Regions from separate parts of the Homo sapiens genome. Here region 1 is linked to region 2. A link is a loop called in an ENCODE intact Hi-C map of the cell type or tissue named here. Cell type or tissue: natural killer cell. All regions are shown on one strand. Each heading gives the region's core, and the rest is flanking DNA. Links, peaks and the distances in the headings are about the cores only. Region 1 overlaps CFAP45 (cilia and flagella associated protein 45). Region 2 has its middle 15 kb from the start of OR10J1.

Region 1 (4,401 bases), core at 198-4,197, 460 kb before region 2:
TTGCCATTAACTGTGTTGTGAAGCCAAACCTTTTCTTCCTGTTAGTCCAAATAAAATTAGTAAGCATATTTATTGCAAAAGAAATGACAACATACCTGCCCAAACTAAGAAGACTTAAAAAGTCATCTTCTGTATGCCTTCTCTGGGCTGTAACAATGTATAAAACCCTTTAGCACAGTGAGGGACATGGCAGGCACTTGGATAATTTATTTTTTTCCTCAATTTTTTATTTTGAAAAATTTTGCACACACAGAAAAGTTGAAAAAATTGTATCACACCCATCAACTCTTCACCTAGATTTAATGATTGTTAATCATTTACCTTAGTTGCTTGTTTCTTTCTAGGTGTGTGTGTATATATATATATATATATATATATATATATTTTATTGTTAAACTATTTGAAAGTAAGTTGCAGATATCTTGACACTCTGCCACTAAATGCTTCAGCCTGCAGCTCTGAAGAACATGGACACTCTCTTACATGTCAACAATACCATTATCACCTCCTCCATCAAAAACTTGAATTCAGTGATTCCATAATATCATCTAATAGTTAATCCACATTCACATTCCCCAATTGTTCCAAATATGTATTTCTGGCTCTCTTGTTTCCAAACTAGACGTTAATCAAGGTTTGCACATTGCATTCCGTTGAGTCTCTTTAGTTTGTTTTGATCTAGAAGAGTTCCCCCATTCATTCATTCATTCATTCATTCAGTTCTTCATTCATTTTTATAACACTGATATTTTGAAGCATCTAGGCCAGTTGCCTTTAAGAATATCTCACATTCTGAATTTGTATGATTGCCTCCTCATGGTGCCATTTAACTTGTGGAACACGTATTCTTTTACGATTCTCTCCCTCCCCTGTGTTTATGAATTGTCAAGTTGTCATCAGCTAGTGCATTTGATGGTGGTGAGTGACAGGGGGACGTGAAGAGTGCTGCAGGTGGGCAGACTTGTAATTATGAAGCCTTCTCATCACATCTGCAGTGTGAGGAGCTGCTAGAGAAGTGCAATGAAGATCACCTGGGTAGTTGGGAAACTGAAGGGGCACACAGCTCTGTGAACTGCATGAGAAGGAGAATAGCAGGGTGAAGGCAATGAGAGACCTGGCCAAGTTACTCCATTTCCTGGCTCAGGGGAGAGAGAGTGGGAAAGGGCCAAGAAGGAAAGTTATGGGGCAAATATGCAAGGTAGTGGGTGAGAAGTGAGGGCAGGAAAATCCAACTAGATGTGGGGAGTGGGAATTAGTGGGCTCACTGAGGAAGTTCTAGGAGTCCATGAGTCAGCACCATTATGTTGATGTTGTGTCATTATCCTTTTAATGTCCTTCTAACAGGCACTCCCTGAGTCTCCAGGAAGTATTATTGGGCAACTTTAGCAAGGAAACCTGTGCCTTCCCAGCTTTAGACCTACTGTATCATCTCATGGTGGTACGAAGGGCAGCGTTTCCCACCTTGCTAACAAAGGGGGAAAGAGTGAAGGGAATTTATCTGGGGTTGCTTTGGAAGGGCTTCAAAAGAAACAGGGAAAGTCCTTTGGTGTCTTGGAATTGAAATGAGCCAACAAAAACAACAATCCAAAAAGTAAATAAATAGGGAAAGAAGTAAATAAATACATGATTGTATGTATGTCATACATCAGAAATCAACAGCATCTTTAGCTTTGAGGGCCAGTGAGATTAAATGATGTCTGGGATACAAATAGCAGGCCTAAAATCAGTGAGAAGCAGTTAGGAAGGAAAGGAAGAAAGGGAGAAGGGGGAAAAGGAGCGAGAGAGTTGGAGGGGCAGAAAGGGAAAAGTGGAGTGAGCAAAGAAATGAGTATGGTGAGAGAGAGAGGGAATGTCTGTGACTCACGCACCACATGGACCTCAGAGGCAGAGAGTTGCCATACCGCTCTGGTTCAGAAGCCTTCCTGAAGGAAGAAGCCTTGAACTGGGCAGTGAGCCAAGCTGGCAGAGAGCCAGCACTACAGGAAGACACACAGGGAGAGTTACCTTGGTTAGATGAATCAGGGCAGCAGCTGGGCTGAGGAAGACCTGGAAGGCCAGGGAGGGATTTAGTCTTTGGAGAAATGGAGGGAGCTGGAAACAGTGTGGGAGGTGGGGTGAGTTAATCAATAGAAGAACTTAAGGAGTCTGAGATTGATTGGAGGTGATTGGGGGGCCAGCTGTTCCCCTAATTCCGATGCCCCTCTGCACCTGAGAATGTGCTTGGCTCAGAAGTGGTCTGATCATTGAGAGCTGTTGAAGGCTCAGGTCTGGGAAAGGCAGGGGGATCCTTCCTTAAAAACGACCTTGTTCACATTGGTACTCTGATCTCCGTCAAATGTTTCCCTGTGTCTAAGAACTTTTTTTCTTTCCTTTCTCACATGCCTCTCACTTTGGTCCTACCTTTCCTGCCTCATTTATCAATGGTTTATCGAATATTTGCTATTTTCCTTGCATTGGGCTACATGTTGTTGGGGAAGAGAGGATGTGTGACACAAGGTCCCTTGTCCTGTAACTGGGGCAGAGCGAACACATATGAAATGAGTGGGGACCTGCAAGGCAGTGTATGATCACCTTGCAAGAGGTGTGTCGCCACCTTAAGTGCAGAGAGAATTTAGAAATGGAGAGAGAATTGAAAGTTGAGGCAATCAAGCAAGATTTCCAGAGAAGGTTGATACTTTAATTTAGACAGAACAGGTTTCAAAATTTTAGCTCTGGAGATTATAAGCTGTGTGGCCGGTGGGGAAGTCACTTCAATGCTGGGCCTCAGTTTCTTTATTGGAGCAAGAGAGATAACAAGGCCTACCTACCTTTTAGGATTTTTGGACATATTTAGGTATTAGAGATAGTCTGTGTACAGTGCTCAAGAAATAGAAAGCACTCAATTAAGGCAATATGTATTATTTCAGTCGTCACTATTGACTGGAGAGTGAAAGTTAGGTTTAAATGGGAGAGGAACATTGAAGGCAGGAGAAGCACCATGAGCAAAGCCACAGGGGTAGGATTTAGCAAAACATGTGAGAGGCAATTGTATGGAACTTTAAGAGCTTCTGCTTCCTGAAAATATAGAGATCAATAGCATCAGGGGCTGCCACAAAGTCAAGTTGGATGAAGACTGTAAATAGGCCATTTGGTTGAAGAGGGTATTTATGACCCTTGAAAAAACAGCTTTAACAAAGGATAGTTGTGGACACTAGACTGCAGGCAATGCATTTGCCCCCTCCTCTGTCTGCATCTCTCTATCCCTGGATGCCAGTGGCTTCTTGTCTTACCTCTTTGTACTCTGAGGCTCTCTTTCTTTTGCTGGCAGGACATGGAACGAAGGCAGCAACAAAAACTGAAGATGCAAGCTGAGATTAAGCGCATCAATGATGAAAACCAGAAACAGAAAGCAGAACTGCTGGCTCAGGAGAAGCTGGCAGACCAGATGGTGATGGAGTTTACCAAGAAGAAGATGGTAGGGACTTGGTTTCTGGGACCTTTGGTTAGGAATGGAATGTCTGTCACAGGGAGAGGAGGGCCTGAGAACTAAGGGAACTCCAGTGGAAGGCAGCCGCACCTTCATTCTAAGATGCACATCCTTAGTTCAAGGGCCTGGCTTCTTTGTCTCTTCATCTTAGCCAGTCCACTTGTTCGTTAACAGAGACAGCCTAGAAAGGACAACCAAATTAGCTTTAACCTCATTAACACCTTTGATTAGAAGTTGGGATGAGGGCCATATGCAGGCAGAAAAGAAAACTGAAACTATTGGTGAAAGTGAGTTTTTTTGTGGATTTGTCATGACTTGCGTAATTATACCCCCGGTAATCATGAGTCAGCGGTTACATAAATTTCTTGTGCAAATGCCTATATTGGACATCCTGTATTGGGTGCTAGACTCAGAAAATAGTCTTCCCCCATCTCCCACCAAAGAACCTATATGACAGAGCAAATGCACAGTGGAGGAGAGAGCCATACCTGCAGACAGTTGCAGATGGATGTAGCTCATGAATGTGTCAGCTCATTCTGGGGCAAAATTGAGTAATAAAATGATTGGGATCTACGGGGATTGGAGAGTAGAAGAAGGCTTTTAAGAGTGGTATAGATAAAGTGAACATGGATTTATGTAAAAAGAGGAGGAAGTACTCAAGGTGGCAGGAAAGTTATTAAATTCTTCATGTGTTGATCTTGTCTGCCCTGCTAGTTTTGAAATTCCATGATGACAGAAACACATTGTACTTCTCTATGCTCCTCTATAGTAGTGATTTTTAAAGAAGGCCAGGGGGAGGGTGTGAGTATAATTTGAATGGCATATTTGGTACACCTATATGTTCTGAATACAAACCACAGAAAATGAAGCTCAGCGAAGCTCACTTATTGGCTTTAGTATTCTTATTGGATGCTGGGGACACTCTATGCAAGCAA
Region 2 (4,401 bases), core at 287-4,286:
AAATATCTATGATGTATATAGATCTTTGAAGGTTAATGGAGAAGAGTTTGGCTACTTCTTTTTTGGTTGATTTCTTATTTTATTGCATTGTGGTCCATGAAAAAAATATTTACATAATATCAATATTGAGACATCCTTTGGGATCAAAAGAGTGAACATTCTCTTTATGAAGGTTTGAGCTTTAGATTAGGCCTGTTAATTATTGCTACAACTCTTTTAAGTCCTACTAAACCATTGAATGTTTTGTTAGTTTCAAAAAAAAAATGTTGTCTCCAGCTATGATTGTGTGTTTGTCAATTTATCTTAGTAGTTTTATCAGTTTTTGCATAGTACATTTTAAAACTAAGTTGTTAGGGCCTTATACATTCATAAATGGAGTATCTTCCTGGTGAATTATTTTATCAACATCATAAGTTCCTTAGTTGTTTTCACTTTAAATAATATTTTGTTTGTTATGAGCAATATTACAACAATTTTCTTTTTGTTTTCATCTGCTCGAATACCATTTTCAGCCTCTTTATTTTCCAACTTTTTGTCATTTTAATATACATTTTAAAAAATTGAAGTGGTAGATTATTAAAATTCAGTCTGAGAGCCTCTGTGTTTCCATTAATTAGCTTAATCCATTCATATTTATTGTAATTAAATAAATTTTTGAATATTACTTACACCATATTTTATATTTTTTATTTACTAGGTTTTCCTAATATCTACTTGTTTCTTAGCCAGCCTTTTGGTTAATTGTTTTTTAAAATTTGTTTCCATTGTTTACTATGCACACTATGCAGTTAGATATCCACCATTTCTATTTCTCCAGCATTCATCCTTAATTTTTACAGTTTAATTTTATTTTTGCTAAATAATCCAAATATAGAATTTAAGATGTGAAATAGCACTACATTATTTTAAAAGTTAGTTATTATTCACACATAATTCTTGCCTTTTGGAGGCAGCCACTTTCAGTTCTTTTACCTGTTTCTTATGTTATGCATCTTTATGTTTCTGTTATATTGTATAAAATATGCACATAATGATATTTCTTGATTTCTAAATGTTAGGCATTCTCTCTTGACTTCCTAGCTCATTTACAACACCATCTCTGTGTACATGAACACAAACACACCCACATACTTCTCCTGTCATCCTTTCAGTAAAAATTAAATCTATTTTCAGAACATACATTATTATGATATGAACATATTTTTCACAACTGAGCCATGCAGCTTACTATAAGTTCCTATCTCTTTCTTTGCAATTTTTTTCTTGCTAATTTTTTGTAATTGAACTCTGTTATTAAGTTTTCGAGTATCTTGAATCAATTCTCAAACTCTCCATCAGAACTATAAAGCCTTTTCTCTATAGATACAGTTAGATACAGTCAAATACATGAGATAATCTCCCCAGGTCATATTTATTTAGTTATTTATTTAGCCTTCTAGTTATTTTGTTTCTTTTTGGCCTAATACCACCATTCTGAAGTTCTTTACTCTCCTGAAATCTGAATTTGATTGTTCTTTAGGACTGCTGCATGATTATAGTGCTGGAGCTTTTCCTCACCAAAATGCTGGGATTTTCTTGTCTCTCACCTGTGTTAGTTTCCCTGCTTCCTAGATCCCTCATTTTGATGGAGAACCTCTTCAATAACTATCTGAGAACAAGAACATGGGATGTAAATTTTTTGAAACGTCCACTTCTCTAAAAATATGTTTATTGTATCCACATATGTTGTATTTTGTTGGATGTATTAATCTATTTTAGAAATAATTTTATATCACAATTTTGAAGGCATTGTTTCATTGTTTACCAAATTCTAGTGTAATTGTTGAAAAGTCTAATTTCATTTAAAGTCTCAGTCTTTTAACACGATGTGTTTTTCTCCCTTTCTTTGTCTGGAAACTCTTAGCATTTTTCTTTATCCCTAGAATTTTGATGTGACATGATGGTACTCTTCAATGTGTGTTCCTTTCTTATTTTCTTTCTTGCTATGTTAGTTACTCAATCTGGCAATTTATATTTTTCAAGTATTTTGAAATACTGTTTTCCTTGATGCTGTTCTTCCTCTATTTTTCTGTTTGGAACTCATATTTGTTGGACATTCTACCTCTTCTATCAATCTTCACATTGTTTTGTCTCTTATTTCCTAACTTTTTAATCTTTTTATTACATTTTCTAGAAGGCTTCCTCAAAATTATCTTCCAATTTGTTAATGTATCATTGAAAGAAATTGTCTTATTTTCCAAAGTTTTCTTTTTGTAGAAGCCTGTTTTTATTTCACGGACACACTCAGTTCTTTCATCTCATTGAGGATATTAAACATGTGTGCATACACATCCTATGTATATATACACACACATACATGTATTTCAATATACATATATGTATACTTATATATTTATATTATATATTTACATATTTATATATAATACATACTTAATTTGAATATATGTATATTCATGTACATGTATACACATATATGCACATATACATATATGCATATTTACATGCATTTAAATCATATGTATGTGCATATTAACACATATATAAATATTAAATTATTTCCTCTTTAATGCATTATCTCTATTTTTTTCCAACTTTTAAATTTTTTCTGTTTGCTTGTTCCAGTGTGGCTTTTTTTTTTTTGGAGATGGAGTCTTGCTCTGTCACCCATGCTAGAGTGCAGTGGCATGATCTCTGCTCAATACAACCTCCGTCTCCTGGATTCAAGCGATTCTCCTGCTTCAGCCTCCTGAGTAGCTGGGATTACGGGCACCTGCCACCTCACCCGGCTAATTTTTTGTATTTTTATTAGAGATGGGATTTCACCATCTTGGCCAGGCTGGTCTTGAACTCCTGACCTAGTGACCCACTCGCCTCAGCCTCCCAAACTGCTGGGATTACAGATGTAGTGTGGCTTTTAATGTTAGAAACCACCTTGGCTGTCCATTCATATCTAATAAAAAAGCTCTAATAAGCCAATTGAAAGTTCTGGGTGTGTTTCTTGTATTGACAGCAATACAATGGCAAGTAGTTTTCATTAGGAAGCACCCAGACGTCAGTATCTATAAGTTTATTCTCTCAGAATTCTTCTTTTCCCTAGGAAGAATTCCTTTAATGTTCTTTCTGGTGGTTGTAAACCTTGTTGCCAGAATTGTGGGAGTCAAAGAAGGAAAAGGAGACTGGAGGAAAGTCTCTCCGCATGGTTTGTAGAATTTTCTTAATCTCCTCATTGTCTACACTGCACTTCTTCTCCAACTTTCAAACCCTTCTGGAAAATGTAAATCTGCAGTATTTTACTTGAATATGGGAAGTACAGTGAGTTATATTAGAAATGTGCAATCCTGGGCTTAGGGAGACTAAATCTGCTATAATATGCAGTATGCCTGCCTGCTCTTTGCTCCACAGGGAGACACTGTCTCTGTCTCTGTGTTTCAAGGCTGTTCCCTATACAAATATCTTTGAAATCATATAGATCAATGGATCATCAGTGCCTGTCCTCACAAGATGTACAGAAATGTAAGAGGCCCACAGAGAATTGTCACAGTCAATTCAAGCATGTAAACCAAAAGCTAAATGGGAAAGAAGATATATTGTGTGTGGCAGTGGATGGGGTAAATATTGGCCTCTATAATAAAGTGTAGAAGCATTGTCATCACCTGTAGGAGAAAAGCAGCATGGCTTTTATAAGGGAGATATGTTCTTTAAGAGGCTACATGAACCATCTGTTGTATAAAGAAAAAAAATGTATTTTCGGTTTTGAAAAATTGGAAAGGATTGAAATAGAAGAGGGGCTTCAAGATGGCTGACTAGATGCATCTGGTATTCACCTCTTCCACGGAGAGGAACCAAATTAGTGAGTATATAATTACTTTGAATAGCTCATTTGAGAACACTAGAATTCAACAGAACAGTTATAGGAAGCACCAGAAGCAAGGAAAGAGAGGGAAGCAATGTAGCCTGTTCAGCTGGGATCTGCTGGCAGCCTGAAGAGGTTCCCTAATGTGGGGAAAGAGTAAGCGAAAAGCCCCCCAGTGGTCCTCATTTTCACCCAAGACTCCTACAACTCTAGCCATAGGAAAGGAGCTCAACCCTAGTAAGGTTCGAAACTTACATAGGGAACTTCCTGGGGACTACACAAAGGCACTGCTCTAGAGGGAGCTCATGCTGGGTCCCACAACCCCCAGAGTCTTGTGCAGCTGCAATACAGCATCATTTTGAGAGCCCAGCCTCCACCAGTCTCTGTCCTGCCCTAGGGCTTAACAGCTTCTGCATCTCCACATCCCTGAAGCCCCACTGACATTCTGTACCTACCGCTGCTACTCCTGGGATCAAGGTGGGAACCATGGGCAGAGACCCCTGCATCTCACCTGCGGAGGGATGGCTGCACACTTTTAAGTGCCCCAA

What was found. A loop is a pair of places that touch in the nucleus more often than their neighbours do. Peaks named below come from ENCODE experiments on the same cell type or tissue, not always from the same donor. Only the 100,000 strongest peaks of a DNase experiment are listed, where the experiment ranks them.
Region 1: a loop joins it to region 2, with 5 times the contacts of the local background. A loop is called at or near these places in 3 of 110 quality-filtered maps.

The regions. Positions count from the first base shown.
Region 1 is chr1:159,879,607-159,884,007 of GRCh38, reverse strand. CFAP45 (cilia and flagella associated protein 45) reads left to right here. Exons shown (of 12, transcript NM_012337.3): 8 at 3,308-3,454. Among named protein-coding and RNA genes, the nearest start is that of MIR4259, 18 kb to the left of the region's middle. In natural killer cell, for the core only: no CTCF peak of the experiment used is centred there; a DNase peak (open chromatin) is centred at 1,957.
Region 2 is chr1:159,422,456-159,426,856 of GRCh38, reverse strand. It overlaps a transcript of OR10J1 not described here. Among named protein-coding and RNA genes, the nearest start is that of OR10J1, 15 kb to the left of the region's middle. In natural killer cell, for the core only: no CTCF peak of the experiment used is centred there; no DNase peak of the experiment used is centred there.